2 separate regions of the Mus musculus genome follow, and region 2 is linked to region 1. The links are chromatin loops, found by intact Hi-C in ENCODE. Cell type or tissue: left cerebral cortex. All regions are shown on one strand. Each heading gives the region's core, and the rest is flanking DNA. Links, peaks and the distances in the headings are about the cores only.

The links. Peaks named below come from ENCODE experiments on the same cell type or tissue, not always from the same donor. Only the 100,000 strongest peaks of a DNase experiment are listed, where the experiment ranks them.
Region 2: it touches region 1 in a loop (2.5-fold over the local background); 7 of 42 quality-filtered maps call a loop at or near these places.

What each region holds. Positions count from the first base shown.
Region 1 is chr9:57,651,834-57,661,646 of GRCm38, forward strand. It overlaps a transcript of Csk not described here. Among named protein-coding and RNA genes, the nearest start is that of Csk, 11 kb to the left of the region's middle. In left cerebral cortex, for the core only: CTCF peaks have their summits at 4,105 (motif pointing left) and 8,114 (motif pointing right); DNase peaks (open chromatin) are centred at 4,093, 5,011 and 8,130; H3K27ac peaks cover 174 bases.
Region 2 is chr9:57,753,301-57,763,113 of GRCm38, forward strand. Clk3 (CDC-like kinase 3) reads right to left here. Exons shown (of 13, transcript NM_007713.5): 2 at 8,416-8,567; 3 at 7,524-7,740; 4 at 5,327-5,423; 5 at 4,984-5,050; 6 at 1,952-2,068; 7 at 1,202-1,368; 8 at 201-295; 9 at 1-100. The coding sequence starts at 8,567. Among named protein-coding and RNA genes, the nearest start is that of Clk3, 6.9 kb to the right of the region's middle. In left cerebral cortex, for the core only: a CTCF peak has its summit at 6,253 (motif pointing left); DNase peaks (open chromatin) are centred at 5,472, 6,231 and 8,520; H3K4me3 peaks cover 689 bases; H3K27ac peaks cover 1,960 bases.

The DNA of each region.
Region 1 (9,813 bases), core at 729-8,728:
GAATCCCAGATGTCACACTGTAAACCTCCCTCTAGAGACCGGGTGAGCTCGTCATGAGTATCAAGGGCCTAGGAGGAGATCCAGGTTCTGGGGATGGACCTTGCTTTTGACTTGGAGTTAGACTTTCTCCTCTGGGTCTCAGTTTCCCCACTTTCGTATCTAAGGGTTAGATGTGGTGGTCCGCAGTTATGACTCCTCATTCATAAGTGGAGGCTGCCAGTTACCCACTGCACCTCCTCCCTGGAGACCAAGGGACGCTCATTTTATTTATTCTGCATCACTATCTGTCAGACGACTTATTGTTGTTGATGGTGATCATGATGATGGGTAATATTTGTTTATGTGTTTTTGGGATAGGCTCTATGTTTGTCAGATTGGTCTTGACTGTTCTCTACGTTACCGGGGATGGCCTTAAATTTCTGATCCTCCTGCCCCTACCTCCCAAGGGTCTGGATTACAGGTATGGGTCACTATGCCCAGTGTTATGTGGTCTGGGGATCACACCCAGGGTTTCCTGCATTCGAGGCAAGCACTCTGCTGACTGGGTCACGTCCCGGTCAAGCGCTTTGGTTTTTACGGTTGAACCTCCTGATGCAGGATTATTTCTAAGCCCCATTTTTGCAGAAAAGGAAACTGAAGAGAGTATGAACTCAGAGGGTCATCAGGTCTCTGGCAGAGAGGAAGGTCGGAGGATGACGTGCTTGTAGTTCTGTTTTAACAGCTTCCTACTTACCCTGCTGACTTTTCCCCTGCCTGGCTCTGTGACCTTTCAATGTAAGTTTCTGCAAAATAGGGGATGGAACCCAGGCTCTTTTGCATGCTAGTCATGTGCTCCGCTTCTGAGCCACATCCCTAGGCCAACGCCAAGCCTTAAAAACAAAAAATTACATTTATTCATTTAGTTTTAGAGGTGAGAGGAGAGGCATTTGAGTGAATAACTTTGAGAGTTGGTTCTCTCCCTCTGCTATGTGTCCAGGGATAGAATTCAAGTAATAAGGCTTGGCAGCAAGCACCTTTACCCTCTGAGCCCTTTTGGTGGCCCAACCGTCCTCGAGCCTTTCTCAGCCTTAGGGACCTATTTCTAAAGATCTAAGAGTAGCTGCTCTGAGAGGCCTGGTGGAGTGTGGCTTAGCCTGGTGTTTCCGCACTCACTGGCAGTTAGATGAATTCATTCTCTCTCTCTCTCTCTCTCTCTCCCCCTCCCTCTCTCTCCTGGAACAGCTTTGTAGTCTGGCCCTCCCCTGCAGTCCTCTCTGGGATCTGCTGGCCTCTGCAGGGTGGGGTCAGGGCTTTTGTTGTTGAGCCCACAGTGCCACAATGGCTGAGGAGCTGAGAAAGCCTCATTTGTCCAGCCTCCAAGCCCCCCAGCAGTTAGTACTCTCCACAGCACTGAGCAGAGCTAGGGCTCCCCCCCCCCTCACTCCCAATGATGTTGGTACTCACCCCTCCGTACTATCTTGAGGCTTCTGGGTGTCCTTTTTTTTTTTCTATGATGGACTCACCCCACCCAGAAATCCCCAGGCTCTGCCTGTTGATGAGAAGAAGCCTCTTAGCTGCTTGTTGAGCTAGCTTGCTCAGGGCGGGAAGGTGAGCAGAGAGGTCCTGAGGAACTCCACTGAGGGAAGGGCTTGGCTATCTGACTGGGTGGGCAGGGTGCGTGAGGGTGGAGCTTGCTTCCAGCCCAGTTTTTGCAAATCCTATGCAAATCCTTCTTCTCAGAAGGTGTACCTGCTAGACCCCACATGACAACACCTGTCCCCTGTCTGGCCAACGGTGGGGTGGAGCTGTAAAGGGCCCGTAAACCCCACAAGCGTAGGACTGTGGATATTTCCTGGGAGTGGGACTTGAGGCCTGGAGGGACCTTCACAGGCTCCAGCAGGCCTGGAAGGAAAAGCCTTTTGCCTTCGATCCTTAAGCCGCTTAGTGATTCCTCCGAGTGGCAGGGAACCAGCGAGGACAGGGACTGGTTCTTTTCCTTCTGACTCCATCGGCAGGTGGCACAAAGCCTCAAGTAGCACACACCTGAAAATTAGTGAGCAAACTCGCCTTGAGCTCTCTGGCTGTCATGCCCGCCATAGGTCTTAGGACCCCGGATCCAAGGAGGAGTTCCACGCCTGCCTGCCTTCTGTCCGACTTCCTGGAGCCCAGCCATAACTACCCTCTTGCCCTCCAGGAGCTTCCTCCCGGCATGGGGATAACTTGGCGGGAGTTGTTGGGGCTGGCGGTCCCCACTCAATTCTCTCTTTAGTCAAGGTCAGTTGTGGTTGGAGACCTGCCTCTCAAGCCCCCAGAAACTGTCCGCCCTGACCCCTAAGGCCATGTTTGCCTCCCCAAGCCTGTTGTCTGGCAGCCCTGAGTGCTGTGCTCGCAGAAGCTAGTAGTTTGTCACCTCTTACTCCGTAGCACCATTCTTCCATGGGGCCAGTTAGCAATGAGAGGCACCGTCAAAGAGAAGGCAAACTTGCTGATCAGGTGCAAGGACTGTTCTGTCCCCATCCTCCTGCACCCCCCCCCGGGGGGCCTTGGGGATGGGGGCTTCACTTGTGCCAGAGTGAAAGATTGAAGGGGAAACGGATGTCCCATGTCCCGTGACTGAAACACAGCCTGGAGCAGCTGGTCGGTTCCCTGTGCTGTTCGCTTCCAGACAGCTAGAGTGGGGATGCGAAAAGGAAGGGAAGCCGTGCCCCAGGACTTGGAGATTGTTCTCCCCAGCAGAAGGAGGAGACCAGGGCCCGCATCCTGTTCACACCACACGGGAGGCCTCTTCTTCCTAGCCGCCTGTCTCCTTTCCAGTGTGGCTCTGGCTGCTGCTGTTTCTTTTAGGAGCAGTGCATTTATTTAATTCTTGCTGATGTTGGAAGAGGTCGCTTTCTGTTGGTTGTGACTTAGATCCTGATCGCTAGCTACCCCAGGGCAGCCCGCTCCACGGACTGGGGCTATAGAAGATGAGGTGAGGTCTCGTCTCAGTGGCAGGTGCTACATTCTCTCTTTCTCTTTTTGTTCTTGGTACCCGGGATGGAGCCCAGGCTCCTCACACAGAACAAGCAAGTGCTCTATCCACCATTTAGCTACATCACGGGACATTTTTGAAAATTTAATTTATTGCTTGTGTGTGTACAGGCCTTTTCCCTGCGTGTCTGTCTGTCTGTCCACCACCTGCATGCCTAGTGCCCTTGGAGGCCAAAAGAGGGAACTTTTGGGTGGTTATGAGCTGCCAAGTGGGTACTTGGAATTGAACCCAGGTTCTGGAAGAGATAATGGTATCTTTAAAGCAACTAGTATCCTTAACCACTGAGCCATCTCTCAACCAGTATCCTTATCCACTGAGCCATCTCTCAAGCCCCTGTATTTTCAATGTGAAAGTATCTCACTAAGCATCCCAGGGTGGCTTTGGAGTCATTCTGTAGCCCAGGCAAGCCTTGAGCTCTTGGCTCTGCTTCAGACCCCAAGTAACTGGGTGTCATTAGGCTTTCCTTACATTTGTTGTTGTGCTGAGATGAGGGCTCTCTAGCCCTGCCTGTCCTGGAACTCTCTACTTAGATTAGGTTGCTTTTGAATTCATGGAGATCTACCGGCCTCTACTTCCCAAATGCTGGAATCAAAGGCATGTGCCACCTCATTCATCTCCTTCATAAATTATTATTAAAAAAATATATATATACATGCCTGTAGTCCAGCACTAAGGAGACAGAAGTAGGAAGAACAGGATTCAAAGTTATTATCAGCTACATATAGTAAGTAGGAGGCCAGCCTGGGCTACATAAGCCTGTCACAACAAGTGAACAAAACTAAAAGCAAGGCAAGTGATTATTATACCAGCACAATTAATGATAATATTATTAATGTTTTGACTCTGACTCTGATTCTGTAGCCCCAGACATCAGAGTTTGCTCTGGCTAGCAAATTTGTGGCAATCCTCCTGCCTCACCCTCTCAACTGATGGGATTACACTTCAAGGGGAGACGATAGAATTACGCCATTGTTACGCTGCCCTCACATTTCTCCTGATTTCTCTTAGAATTATGTTTGTCTCTGATAATGAGACAGCCACTAGTCTCATCAGATCCGAGAGGCAACAGCGCCCTCTGGTGTCCAAAGCTCAGACCCACAAAGGGAAGAACAAGAGAAGAGGCCCCAGGAAGGGCAAAGTCACATGACCCTGCCCCAAGGTGCCAGACCAAGCGCTGGGATAGTCTGTCAGACAGTGCTTGCCGTTCTGGGAAGCTAGGCAGTTAGGAGCCTGCAGAGACGCCGTCGCAGGTTAGACTAACATCAGGGCCTGTACTGGCCAGAGCCAGCCTGGACCGAGAAGAAGATAAAGTCCTTTCCATAAAGTTCTGAAGCACTAATCATCCTTCCACGGGATGGAGGGAACAAGCCTTTCCAGAAACCACGGCCAAGGACTCTGGGTGGCTTTAGAAGGGCATTTTGGAAGGGCGTTTCCATCTACAGGGGGTCCCCCTTCCTGAAGGGACACAGCCAGGTCAGCACATGGGTGTGCTGGGTGGCAGGACATCTTGGGTTCCTTTCCTTGGGCTGCTTCTGATCCTAAGGCAACTGCCATACTGGCTCCTGGCACCAGCACTGTTGGCAATCCCAGGATTTTTCTGAGTGAGGACAGGTGAGAAGGGCACTTTGTTGAGCACTTACTGCGTGCTAGATGGTTTTTGTTGTTGTTTTGGTTTTGATTTTTCCAGACAGGGTTTCTCTGTATAGCCCTGGCTGGCCTGGAACTCACTCTGCAGACCAGGCTGGCCTCGAACTCAGAAATTCGCCTGCCTCTGCCTCCCAAGAGCTGGGACTAAAGGCGTGCGCCACCACTGCCGGGGCGCTGCATGGTTTTTAAATTATCATTTGATCACGATCCTTCGTATAAAACGGGAGCATCTAGATTGTCTTTGGATGGTGAGGCTGATTGACAGAACTGTGCAAACCTGCGCTTTCTCCTGCCCCACAACAGGCCTCGGATGGTAGCTGTGGAAACCAGAGCCCCCACTAGCTGTTTTGGTTGGCAGAGAGGAGCCATGAGTAGGAGGAGATGGTTGCCTCCTGCCTGCCCACCCCACTCCCATTTATCATATGGTAGCCACTCGTGCTCCTAGCCTGTTGGAAATTGGGTAGGAGGTTCTGACTCCTGTCGTCTCAGGCCCTCAGATGAGAAACAGAGAAGGGTCCGGAAGGTGGGCAGGAAAGAGGCTTTAGAGTCCTCTCTGAGCTTGCTTTGGAAAATGTGGTTTGACCCGAGCCCTTTGAGAGGCAGCTCAGGGCACTGGTGCCAGACTGGGGCGTCGTACGCTGTCCGGCAGTTCTCTGCCAGCAGCAAGAGCTGCCAGCAAACCCAGGATCAGCTGTGGGTGTGAGAAACAAGCCAAGCAAATGCAAACACCAGGGCTGGAGATGAGTGACTGAGAGGGGTTTGTTGAGGACTCCACTTCAACTTCTAGCACTTGCAGCAGGGGACTCACAGGTGTCTGCAGCGCCAATTCCCGGGCCTCCCACACTTCTGGCCTCTATGGTGGGCACTGCACTTGGGTGGATATACCTGTGGATATGCTCACATACATGTAATTAAAAAGAGGGCAAATCTTGAAGAAAATGTAAAAAACGACCTCTTTCCTCAAGGGAAATATGAAAGAATTTATTTCAGCCTAGGAACGGAGACTTAGGCTCCCCCCAAACTCCATGGTCCATTGTGGCAGTAAGTTTTGTGAAGTTTTAAATATAGAACTAAGAAAGTCATAACACTTTTCACATCATGGGTGAGTTCATAAAGGTAGGCGGTTACAGCAAATTGGGGACATCTCGGCTATCAGCCTCAGATGCTGTCTGATGGCATTCTTAGTTTTCGGATTGGTGGAAGGTAGGGCACTGCTCACCATTCCAAAAGGACTTACCTAATAGTTATGTTAGGCCACACAAGGAGGTGGGCAGTAAATGACTATTCAAATGAAAGGCTCGAGAAAACAGAGATAAAGTGTACTTACACCCCGGGCCTACCACTCTCCAACCTTTTATTTCAAACCCTTACATCCTACTCAACCTGCTGTTGCAGGTGCAGCCTCTTTCCAAGGACTTGTTCACAGTGCCAACTCTGAAAACGACCGGAAGTGTCACTGCAACGTAAGCCCTTCCACTCTGCACCTCAGCCTACCTTCTTGGTGAGCTAAAGTAGAGCTTTTAAGGATGCAGTGGGCACAAACACCCAGAGGGACCAGCAGAGGGCAGGCACCCCCACAGGGAATTTGGCTGGCGTTCAAGTAGAATCAAGAGGTGGCTGGACTCCAGGTATCTCCAAGATTTTGGAATTTAATCCCCCTGTATATACTCTCTCTGAAAGAGTGTGTGTGTGGATGTGTGTATCTCCCCCCATTCTTGTCCCTGTGCCTCTGTACACCTGTAATCTTCATTTGTTTGCCTGCCATTCTAGGTAAGCATGTGTATGTGTATGCTAAGTCAAGAATGGGTGTGCATCAATGGCCGAAGTACCAAAAATGATGATGGAATCAGGTGCGGTGGTACACACCTATAATCTCAGCACTCCACAGGCTGATCCACTGGAGTGATCTTAGTTCAAGGTCAGCCCGAGTTACAAAATGAGATTGAGGTCAGCCTGTGCTATATATAGTATAGCCTTGTCTCAATAAAGCAACCAAGTGGGATGTGGTGGCACACACCTTTAATTCCAGCACTCCAGAGGCAGAGGCAGGAGAATGTTTGTGAATTTGTAGCCAGCATAGTCTACATATTGAGTTCTGGGACAGCTAGGACTACATAGAGAGAACCTGTCTCAGAGAGAGAAAGAAAGAAAGCATCCAAACTAACTAAACAAACAAAGACAGTGGGGGTGGGTGGGAAGATGGCTCAGTGGGTAAAACTGATTGCTGAGCAAGCCTTCAACACCCCATGGGGATCCCTGCACTTGTACAAGATGGGAGGTGGAGACAAGGGAGGGACTCTTTGAAGCTCATGGGCCACTAGCCTGGCTTGTGTGATACAGAGGAAATAAAGAGATCCTGTCTCAAACAAGGTGGAAGGCCAGGCCTGCTGCTCAGGGCTGTCCTTTGATCTCTACATAAGCACTGTGTGCACACAAAACAACCAAGGCCTCAGCCTTGGAGGTGCAAGAAGAAGCACTGTAGGAGGAGTGAGCGAAACAAGGGACAACGTGACAACTTCCTCTCTCTCTTCTCCCCCGCCCCTTCTTACTCTCGGTCTTTTTTTTTCTCTCTTTAAAAAATAATTATTTAATTTATTTTATGCATATAAGTATTTTGCTTGTATGTTTGTATACCATGTGTGTGCCTGGTACCTGTGGAAGCCAGAAGGGGGCACCAGACCTCCTGGAACTGGAGTTAACAGACAGTTGTGAGCTGCCATGTGGGTGCTTGAACCCATGTCTTCTGGAATAGCACCCTCTGCTCTTTCCCACTGAGCCATCTTTCCAGCTCCTTATTCTCATTCTTAGTTTTGTTCTTCTTCTTCTTTCTCCTTGGCTTTCTAACCCTTCTCCTCATTGACTTTGTCCCCCTTGGTTCTTGTGATAGCAATATGTCCAAGTTTCTCCTGGTTATTTGTGTTGGGGTTTAGAGTGGGAAGGGTTAGGAACAGGACTTGGGGGAGAGGAAGGTGCATCTTAAGACTTCCCAGTCAGCCAATCAGAAGGACTCCAAGAGCTGCGGTCCCCCAAGTTCCTGGGGCTGATGACGATTTGTGTCTTTCTAAGTTATATAGTTAGCTGGTTCTACTGTCTTAGAGTGAGAGTTTCATTATCTAGCCCAGGCTAGCCTGGAACTTGCTATATAACTCAGTCCAGTTCCTAGCTCACAATCCTCCTGACTCAGTCTCTAAATGGTTAAGATTTCAGGTGTGTGTCATCACACCTGGCTGTTTCAAGTTAGTCTGCAAAAACCAGATTGAAAAAAAAAAAATGGTGCAGGAAGGGGGGGGCACATGTTCTAGCCGCTCTTAGTAATCTCTCCAGAATTTTTGGTTTGGAAAGACTTGAGATTCACCTTGAAGTTGCATTTTTACACAAACCACTTTCCATTAGATTGCCTGGGGCTGAGGGATTGTGGGTAGAGGCCAAGCACTATGGGGAACTCAGTTTTCTCAATGACCACCAAGGGGCAGCACAGACCACACTCTCGGTGCTTCATCCTGAACAAAGAAGATAGATGCAGAGCCTGCCTGGCCTTAGAACTCAGGACCAGGCAGGAGGAGAGAGTAAAACCGGCAATTTAGTGGTGCCCATCTTTAATCCTAGCACTTGGGTGGCAGAGGCAGGCAGATCTTTATGAGTTCAAAGCCGGCCTGATGTGTATAGTTAGTTCCAGGTCAGCCAGAACCCAGAGCTACACAGTGAGTGAGACCTTAAAGGAAAACTAGCAGCTAAGAAACAGGAAGACTCCCCCCCGCCCCCCCCCCCCCCGCAGATCACAATCCTGATTCTATTTATTATAGACAGTGTCTCACTGTATAGTCCATGGCTGGTCTAAAACTCACGGATGGATGGTAATCACCACCATGCCCAGATGGTTCTTGGTTTTACTTGCAGTTGTGGGTGTTTGTTTGTTTGTTTGAGACAAGGTCTTGCTGTGTATAGCTCGGGCTATCCTGGAGCTCTCAATGAGTCTTGCCTACTTTATGCCCACTCTACTTCAGCCTTACCTTTTGAAATGTTATTTTTCATGTGTATGGGAGGTTAGCCTGCACGTACGACTGTCTGTTTGCTACATAACTACCATGTGTATACCTGATGCCCAAGGAGGGCAGCTCAAAGAGGGCGTTGGATCCTCTGGAACTGGAGTTTCAGATGCTTGTGACCTGCCCTGTGGGTGCTGGATGGAACCTGAGTGGTCTGGAAGAGCTCTTATCTCTGAGCTATCTTTGCAGCCCTTGCTTTGGCTTCCTGCAGGTGTAGATTACAAGTGTGTGCCACCGTGACCAGCCGGCTTGGTTTTTATTTCAAGTGTACACAAGGAGGGAGGGGAGGACAATTTCCTTTGAACATTGGGTCCCGCCAATGGGAAAAATGTTGACTTTGAAGACTACAGTTGCAGCTTGACACTTAGAGCCAGGTGCCCCCACCTTTTTTTTTCCTGGGGGCAGGGAGAACTGAGAGAGAACTGCCTAGCTCAGTGGGAGATTGTTTGCCTAGTGTGGGAGAGGCTCTGGATTCAACTCTTAGAACTGAAAAAGAAATCTATATCCTATATTCAGGAGCCAGAGGCAGGCTGATCTCTGTGAATTTGAGGCCAGGGTTCCAGGACATTCAGGGCTACATAACAGAGAGACCCTGTCTTAAAACAAACAATAAAAACATCCTATATTCCATAGACATCTTTAGCCTTTCCAGAAAAGAAATACACCCTTTCCCCCATCTTCTCTGTATACATTAGCATATAATTGTTTTTAAACAGATAATAGCAGCCTGGTCTACAGGGTGAGTTCCAGGACAGCCAGGGCTATACAGAGAAACCCTGTCTCGGAAACAAAACAAAACAAACCACAAAAAAACCCAAAACAAACAAACAAAAATAATAGGGCTGTAGCTCAGTTGGCAGAGTACTTACGTAGCAAAGTCCTAGGTTCAGTTGCCAGCACTGCACACACTGGCTGCACTGGTGCACACAGCACTGCACACACTGGCTGCACTGGTGCACACAGGCACCTGTAGCAATCAACGATACAGGTAGGAAGATGGGAAAGGCAAAGTCATACTAGGCTATTGTGATGTTTGAATAAAAATGGCCTCCATAGGCTGTTATGCTTGAATATTTAATCCCCACTTGGTGGAACTGTTTGGGTGGTGGA
Region 2 (9,813 bases), core at 1,254-9,253, 100 kb after region 1:
GGGTGGCCACAATGGTGGTGTGATGTTCATGGTCAAACGTGGCACTGCCAAAGTCTGCCACTCGGATGCTGGTGTTCTTCACTGACTTCTCCTCGCAGCTCTGAAGGCAAGGCATGCCACCTAGGTCAGTCTGCTCAGGCATTATCTAATCTACCTTAGAGCAGGGCCACACTCTTGCCCACCCAGTCAGTGCTGTCTACCTTGTGCTCATTGTAGAGGGTTTCAAACTCAGAATTCACAAACAAGATGTTCTCTGGCTTCAAGTCTGTGTGGGTCAGCTGGTTCTCGTGTAGAACTAGGAGAGGGAGAAGCACATATTGAGACCCTAGGCTGCCCACCAGTTCTAGGCCCTAGCCTTTCCCAGCTTTCAAGAGCTCTGTGAAACCTCATAAGCATTCTGAGGGCAGGGATAGAAGGAGTGGTTTCCATCAATAAAGCCTCTACACTCTACAGAGGCAAAGCCCCCCCATCTCGCTGAAGCCGCAACATGGGTAAATCCTCCTCAGCACTAGCTACCTAACAGGCCTCACTGCACCAAAGGTGTGACTCTTGGATCACATGCCTATGAAGGGACACCTGCCTCCACTCTACATCACTGGCACGTCTTAACGCCATTACTTTTCAACCTCCCGGTTTTCACTTGCCCTGTAAGATCCTCACAACTCCATGATCCCCCTGAGCCAGAGCACTTCCCACCATGTTCCTTCTCCACTGGAGTGAGTCACACCCCAGATCTTCGTAGAGCTGTGTCCTTTAATAGTTGGTTCTTTCCCCATCACCTATTCAGGCCCTGCACTTGACACATTCCAAGTTGCCTTTCCACATAAGTTCTACTGTGGTACCATCAAAGCTGCTCTTCAAGGTTGGTGGACAGATGAGTGATGGAGGTATCTGACTAGCAGGACCTGAGAATTTGTTGGGTCCACATTCTTCCTTTTCCTCTTTTCCATAAAGGTGAAGGCAGGGTTAGTAGCTAGGCCACTTCTAGAGTACTTTCCTGTTTTCTTCCTAACCTGGGGAAGCGCCTGGCCTATGAAGTCCCTCCAAGAGACTCAAGTTTTTCCATTCTTGCACTACAATTCCTATCTGAAGGCAGAAGAACCTTTCAGCCAGACGCTCTAGGCCTGTAAGACCTTGTAGAATGATCAACAGTGTGCTAGAGGACAGCAAGACCACCAGGTGACCAACAATGAACACTTACATCTAAGGGCATGACAGAGCTGGTAGGCCATGTGCCGGACATGTGGTAGGGGGTAAGGCTGGAAGTTGTTCTCCTTCAGGAACTCAAAGGTGTTCTTGCCCAGGAGCTCAAAGGCGATGCACATATGACCATGGAAGTTGAACCAGTCAGACATCAGGACACAAAGGCTAGAGAAAAAGGACAGGTGAGATTCAAGCTCTGCCTCACCTGACCCCCAATTGTTCTACCAAGGTAAAAAGCAAGCCTTGGAGCCAGAGCACATGCCAATCCACTACCACACCCATGTGCTTAGCAAGAACTGTACATGTTGTGTGGAGGGGCTACATTCTGATCCCAGCTCACCCATGGCACCCAGGGTAAGCAGCCCTGACACAGTTACTGAGAGGCAGATACAACTGCACCAGTACAGCGCAGGCCTCCATGTACTGCTGAGCTTCTAGAGGACCTGGGCAGGTGCAGCCCCTCTGCTGACTGTAGCACAGTTAAGTGCTTATAGAGAAGTTCACTGGTGTCTTCTTTAAGTGTCCCTAGCCTGTTAAGTCCCTTAACTCATAAATGCAAGGCTTGGGCTACTTCAGAACACAAGCCAGGCAGGGTAGAGCCTGAAGTCCAAGGGCTCTTTATAGAAAGAACAACTGTCAAACCCCAAGAGTACTGTGTGACTAGTACCAAATTCGAGGACACTAGGCAGCTGGAACTAGAGAATGCCACCCACTGAGTGATACCTGTCCACTCTTTGCAGATACTCACAACTTATTTTCCTTGTCTTTCTCCTTGATTTTCTTGAGAACATTAATTTCTAGACGAGCAGCTTCCCGATACTTGCCCACATTACGGATGATCTTCAGGGCAACCTGTGACTTCCCTCTATAGAGGAGGAGAGAAACAAAGGTTCCCATAAGCCAAATGTCCAGCTCTCTCCCCTTCCCTGAAACTCAGCAACTCCTAACAAACTCTACTACGTAAACCACAGGTCCTAAGACTGTATTCATACTTGAGATCTAGCCTGTTAAAAGCAACACCAGACCTGCTCACCATTCAAGCTTCCCTGGCATCTATCTGTTAGGGCTGTCTCAGCTTTCAAGTTGTCATGTCCATTCAGGATCTCAGAAACTCCCAGCTCCCCAGGGAGAAGCCAGGCAGAGGAGCTGAGGTAATCCTGACTACCCCAGATCCCTGGAAGCTTACCTGGCAACCTACTCTATAGGCCAAGCTTTCTTGGCTTGGGTAGTAGTGAGACCGAACAAGCAGTTAGGGTACCAGTAGTGGAATTTTAGCTGGAAGCTTGGTCACTCCTTATACTGCACCCTATTCTAGGTCCTTTCCCCCAACTATCTGCCTCTAATTTACCACCAGCTACAGAGGGCCAAGAACCTTCTGTCCGTGTCCCCCAAGATCTCGCTCCTGCAGTTGTTGCTCTACCCTTCATACTCCACTCCTACTCTAGAAGGCCATTTGCAGGATGTGAGCAGACAAGGAAACATGTCAGCCTACGTTGCCAAAGAGAGCTAGTACTAAGATACCAGTGGAGACCTGAAATGAGGTGGTCCTGGCCCACTACGGTGTATCCTGATACCTCAAGGGTTGGCCTGGATGCTAGGAACAAGTTCATCAGCCTTTGGGCAAAGACACCCTCTTCAGAATGCCCTGCTTTGATAACCCTCTTTTTTTTTTTTTTTTTTTTTTTTTAAATTTTCTTTTCTGGTTTCTTGGACAGTGCAGGCCTAAAGGAAAGAGGCCACACTACCAACTTCTCTAACAAGGTCCCTCCCCACAACAGTCTTACCTTTAAAAAAAAAAAAAAAAAAAAAGATTTATTCATTTATTGTATGTACATAAGTACACTGTAGATGTCTTTGGACACACCAGAGAGTGCACCAGATCCACCAGATCCCACTACAGATGGTTGTGAGCCACCATGTGGTTACTGGGATTTGAACTCAGGACCTTCTAGAAGAGCAGTCAGTGCTCATAACCACTGAGTCATCTATCTCTCCAGAGCCCAGTCTTTTTTTTTTTTTTGGTTTTTCGAGACAGGGCTTCTTGGGGGCTGGTGAGATGGCTCAGTGGGTAAGAGCACTCGACTGCTCTTCCGAAGGTCCAGAGTTCAAATCCCAGCAACCACATGGTGGCTCACAACCATCCGTAACGAGATCTGACTCCCTCTTCTGGAGTGTCTGAAGACAGCTACAATGTACTTACATATAATAAATAAATAAATCTTAAAAAAAAAAAAAAAAAAAGACAGGGCTTCTCTGTGTAGCCCTGGCTGTCCTGGAACTCACTCTGTAGACCAGGCTGGCCTCGAACTCAGAAATCCGCCTGCCTCTGTCTCCCAAGTGCTGGGATTAAAGGTGTGCGCCACTACTGCCCGGCTTCCAGGCCCCCGTCTTATCTTTAAACATATGTATAACTTATTTCAAAGGAAGCCCCTGCCAGGCTGCTGGCAGAGCTGAAGTCCACCTCCACTGATCCTGCACTGACTCCCTTTGCATTCATTTACCTTAAAGGACCCAGGACCTTGTCTGTCCTTTAGTGACTTCAGGGACTCATTTCCTACCCCCAACTACTCAAAGAGGGACAGCCCATAGTATAGCTGTCTTCCTAGGTTAGAGTTCCTGGACCTGTCCTGTCTACATCTGGTCACAGGACTGTGTGTATGTGTCCCTTTATACTCATTCTAGGTTCATGATGAAGAACCTAGAAATGGTTGAATAGAAAATGGGTGCAGGAGGAAGTTTCTCATTAGCACTTCATCTCATAGCTGAGGGGATGGCTGATTTTGGGTGCAATGGTCTTTTTTGAGCAGCTCACTTAATGTGGGAGACCAAGAACAGCAAGCCCAGCTCTGTCATCAATGGCTGAGGTGTAACTTGGGCAACTCCCGAGCATCTTCATATTTCATTTCTGAAGCGGTGCCCTGCATAGCTCAAATGAGGATACCAGTTCTCTGTAACTAAAGCAATTAGAGATTATTAAGGCAGGAACTGGCTCTCCAGAGGGTTGCCTCTCTAACATACAGCTACAGGGAAGGAAGCAGACTCTAGGCTGACAGATGATAAGCAGTAAGTGTTATACTGCTAGGATTGGAGAGAATGATCTGGCCCCAGCATTATGGCACATACAGGTACTGCCTTCCCAGCCAGCATGGACTACTCATGACCCTAGCCGCACTGGGGTAGTTGGTAGCTGTTTGGTGAGAAAGGCCAAAGTCTCATTTCCTTCGGCTGGGATCTCTCAGGAAGACATGGGAGGGGCAAAAGTACTATCAGGCCAAGCCAGCAGCATCCTCAACCTTCTGGCCAAGGGGAGAGGCCACTACTTTAGCCTTCTGAAACAAGGTCCCTCCCCACAGCCGTCTTATCTTTAACATAGATGTAACTCATTTCAAAGGAAGCCCCTGGCCCTGCTGGCAGAGATGAAGTCCACCTCCTCTGGCCCTGCACTGACTCCCTTTGTATTCTTTAAAGGTTCCCAGGACCTTATATGTACCTTTTCCTCTGCCCAAGAAACCAGATAGATGAAGCCTGGCCAAAAATATCCAAAAGCTCATGGGATGCAGCACTGGGCCACATATCCAATGCCACAGCTGAGAAGTGGGTAACCAGGGAGGAGGCACACACTAGCTAAAAGTTCTTGTAGTGATGTCACAGGCTTGTCAAACCCCAAGGATGCCTCCCTTATTTCATGAGATCAGCAAACCCAACACATCCAGCAATGGTGCGGCCCTCCAAAAAGAGCTGCACTAGCTCTTTCAAGGATGTTTGTACCAGCACGCTCACCTGGCATGGTCCAAGCACTCCACCACCTTGCCAAAGGTGCCTTCACCCAGGTTCCCCACGATCTCATCTGTGAGAAAGAAGAAGCTGGGCATGAGAGTCTGGAGGGTAGGAGGGTGGCAGCTCCTGCAAGTTCACAGCATTCAAATCCTCAAAAACAACAAAGGTTCTTGCTCACTGCTACACTCTTTAAAACAGAAGTTGCTAGTGTCTGTGTCATTCAGGCAATTACTGGTGGCCCCACTAAGGCGCCACGCGCACTAGAGGCCCCTCCACGCAGGAGAGGTCTCATCTAACAAGGGGGGTAGAAAGTAGAGAGGTAAAGTTTTACGAAAGGTGGCTGTACATCGCTCTTGGAGCCAATCGCCGATCCGGCACACCAGGTGGCCCTCCTTGTCATCTTCCACACTCCGGCTGCTGCGCTTACTGCTCTGTTGGCTTCTCTGCATGCACCGCCCCCCGAAACGCCATCCGACCAATCGCATGGTAGGCGGTTCCGATTGACAGATTGAGGTGTCAGTCAAAGGCAGAGGTGGAGACGGTGAGGAGCCGGTGGGTTGGTTGGTTGGATTTTCCAGATCCCAGCATTTCATAAGGCACACAGCATATATAACGATAGGGATATTGCAAGGGACACGTCAAGACACAAACTGACTTCAAAACAGAAAAGCAAAAACAGCTACAGGTATGTAAGAAAACTCGGACATTATCTCTAAGAAGAGTGCCACAAATGCTCAGAAAGATGTCCAGCCTATGACACAGAGGGGCCAGGCCCCGAGGACAGCCACAGCCCTGACTCCCTCCTCTTCTAGTCTCCCCCTCCCTGACCCTCCCGTGACTCTGGCCAGAGCTGAAGACGACGCAAAAAAGGCGGCTGGCCCAACCTGGGTCCAGCCTTCTGGACAGGTTGTAGGGCTATCCTGGCTTCAGCAGCAACAGTATGCTCACCCTTTCTTTGCCTGCCTCTGCTGGTCCACACAGCCTTACAACATATTCAACAGCTGCCACGTAGAACCAAGCTACTACCTGCCCCCACATGACATCCTTGGCCAGACTTAACCAACTACCAGAAACAGACTTCTGCCAGCAGCCCTCCTGCCACCAAACTCCAGCAGGAAATGAGCCTGGCTGAGATCCTTTGGGCTGGCCGACCTTCAGGCCCCAAGCCAGCTCCTGACCTGGCCTTAGGACTTGTGCCACTCCTAAGCCAGACCCAGCCCACGACGACAGAGGGCACCAAAAATAAGCAGAGCACCAGACTTGCACTGCCACCCAGTGGCAGCATACGGCACTGTGTGAGGCCACAAGCCATGATTGATTCACCGGCAAGTCAACCTTCAGCTCACACCACTCAGGTCAAGCGCTGGGTAGAGAAGATACCTTCACCAAACCCACCACTACTAAGAGGCCGCTTGGCCAGCAGGAGGACAACACGGGGAGAACAAACAGGAAGAAGAGAAGACAGCACATAGCCTTGTAAACACGAGTGACCTTCCTTTTCCATGGGATTGAATACAGTGTGGGCTCTTGGTCTGTTCCACACACCACCCTAGAATGCTGGCCAAGCTCTGGTCTTTAAGTGGCCTGCAACAAGGTGAGGCCTGGGATCTCACCACGCAGACAGCTGCCTCTCCTTACCGTAAGTAGCACACCTACAAAGGAACAAGGTAGAAGAGAGCCTGGCTGGAGGTCTGATGAGAAGCTTCCAACCTGAGCTGACTGACAGGGCAAAGTGATGTGCTCTTACAGACCAGCAACTTGGAAAAGTAAACACAGAAATTCAAGACCCATATCAAAAAAAGAAAAGCCTAGGAAGCCAGGCGGTGGTGCCCAGCACTCAGGAAGTAGAGGGAAAAGGATCATGAGTTTTAGGCTAGGTTGGAATACATAAGACTTTCAAAAACAAAGAGGAGGTGTAGGGAATGGGGTGTGATACAGTTCAGTGGTAGAGTATCTGCCTCGTATGTATGGGCCCTGGGTTGGACTCCCAGCATTTAAAAAAGAAAAATAAAATTAACTGGTAAAGTGTCCCCTTTTTATTGGGTAATAACAGACTCTGGTCCTCTGGGAGAGGAGGACTGTGGAGATGAGGCTGCAGAGAAGGTCAAATCCACACTCATCAAAGCACTTAGCTATGGGGTGGGCCCGATGGGGACAGACCTGATGTGAAGAAGACCAGGCCATATAGCCCCAAACCACAAACAACAATCTTAGTACCAGCCCTGAGAAGTGTGTCCCAATCATGTGTACCATGTAGCCTGTGTATGGAACAGTGGAAAGATATAGACAGGCTGGAAATCAGCCAACGCCGGAGCCAGAGCCCTTATAGTTGCCACTGGCAAGGGGCCAGAAAATGGAAGGCATACCATCCTTGCTCAGTCCTATACCAGACAGCACACACGCACACACACACCTCATGTGTGTACCCACAATGGTGTATGTACACAGGGTTGCCAGTACTCACCCAGACCAGCTAGCCTGAGAGAAGCGAGAAAGAGGTGAGGCCTTTAGGCCCCTATTAGCACACTCTGGCCACCACTCACCGAGGAAGCACTGCTACAAGACCTGGTACGGCGTTTGTGACAGTGGTGGGCATGCTTGCGGGTACGGTACGGCGCCCTCTCTCGTGACCGTCTCCGATGTCGAGAACGTGAAGACCCATAGCAGTCCTCTCCAAAAGATGGGCTCCGCTCTTCACACCGATACGTATCACTGTCACGGTGTTCCCGGTACCTCCGCTGGTAGGGTATACGATCATGGCTGCCAAGAGGGGGTAGCAAGATGAGTCAAGAAGGCCTACTAGCCAGGTTCCTGCTGCAGGGTTCCTACTAGCCAGCAGGCAAGAGGCCTTTGGCAGGGCCCCTGCAAAGGCTCTCAAGGAAAGCCTGTTAGAGCTGAAGTATCCAGGCTGAGGGGGAGTGAACAGGGCAAGAGAAGGTACAAAGATACAAAGCTTATTCTCCAGAGCCTTAGGTAATGACAGTGTCCCTCTAGTGCCACAGTGTCCCTCTAATGCCACAGAGGGAGGAAGAAGAAGGGGAGCACAGGAAGGCCTCCAAGAATAGCAGAGTTGACCAGGCTGCTACAACTGTAACTTTGGTCTGGGGACTTAGATAGGACTTGGGACCAGTCTTTCAAGGCTAGGGTGATGTTCCTACTTCTACTGAGGAAGACTCAGGGGTAGGGTACTGGCCTAGAAAATACAGAGGGAGAGAGACCACTCTGACAAAGAAAGAAAGGATGACAAGGAAGGTAACTTCTGTTGAGGCCAGGAAAAGGAAGCAAGCACAGGCAAGGATCCCAGAGAGGTCAGGGCAAGAATCTACGGGCGGCTGGGCAGAAGCAGCCATCTAAAGGAGCCTGAGAGCAGCAGAGCTCTGGGCCATTCTACTCATCTAGCTGAGGAAAGCTTCTTCCCACCCAGATCCCACTCACCTTCTGGACCGTGATCTCCGTGGGGGAGGCTCCCTTCGGGATGGGTATCGTAGTCGACCTTCATGCTCCCGACTGTAAGACCGCCTCCTCTTCCAGCGGTAGCTCAGGTATGGGTCTGGCTCTGGGGAACGGTATCGCTTACAGTGATGCATCTAGGCCACAAGAAAGAGAAAGCCCTGCTCAACACACAGCTCACTGCTTCCAGCCACAGGGCTGCCTGGTGCAGCCAGGTGCTCCTGAAGAAGAGGCCCATTGTTCTGTTTAGGGGTAGCCCCTCCCAGGGGTTTATGAAGTAAAGAAGAACTCTGATGTCACAGTGACAGAACAGCAGACAATGGGTGGATGACTCCCTCCTCTGCCAAGTGAATAAACAAACAGGTGCCTCTCCAGCCTGGCCCAGGGGCCTGAACACTCAAACTATGCAAGCCAGGGCCCAGATACAGAAGTAGATGTAGTGGGATGCTGAGCACTGCCACGGGGATGCCAAGGACAGGAGGAATGGAGAGGTTTTTTGCTCAATTTCTTCATGCCTATGGGATCCTATAACCTAAATGTTCTAGAAGCCTGGAGCTAATGAACTGGTGGCACAGAGCCAAAGTACTAAACTGAAACTTGCCTGGCTAAAGCAATGAACTGGACTCAACTCAAAGAAATTCAAAACTCTTCAGTCAGTGAGGAACCACAGTAGAAATGAGAACTCTGACCCTTGAGCAAAGACACAATGTCTCACCAATAGTCCCTACTCCTATCAGGTTCCAGCCAAGTGGGCCTGGGCCCAGAAGGCCTGCCCAGCTCTTGCTGACCCATCCAGAGTATCAGCCCAGAAAGGAGCCACAATCAGGTATCTAAGCTGCTTGCCTGAGGCAAATTTTAGTGGCCCTCAGACCAACTAGAGTCCCATACCAGGTGCTTCCTCTTTAACAGCATCATAGCCATCCCTTCTAGCTCCTCCTACTCCGGCACTCTTTCTTGTGCCCTATCTCTGAAGGAGCCAAGAAGACGTGGCTGTAGGTCTACACTGGGAAGTAGGACAAGTATTCCTTAACCACGGAGTACTTAGATCCAATACCGGAGACTCCCAAATGGGATCAGCAGCCAGTTCAGAGAGATGGCTACGTGAGTCTGGCACCGTTTTCACCCATATCCAGCCCCTTCACATTTTGTCCACCAGATGGCCAGGCATGAGAGCACAGCTTGTTTGCTTTCCAAGCCTTCAATTGCTCACACCCAACCTCTAGTAGTGCATAGTCCTAGGCTTGCCTGGCCAAGCACCTTTTAAACAAATCCATCAAGGCTGCTCCATCTCACCAGCACAGTCCAAAGATGAAATAGGTACTTGTGTATGAGCAGGATTGGGAGGCAATTTATGTAAACCTCTGGGAGCCCTAAGAAAGGCAC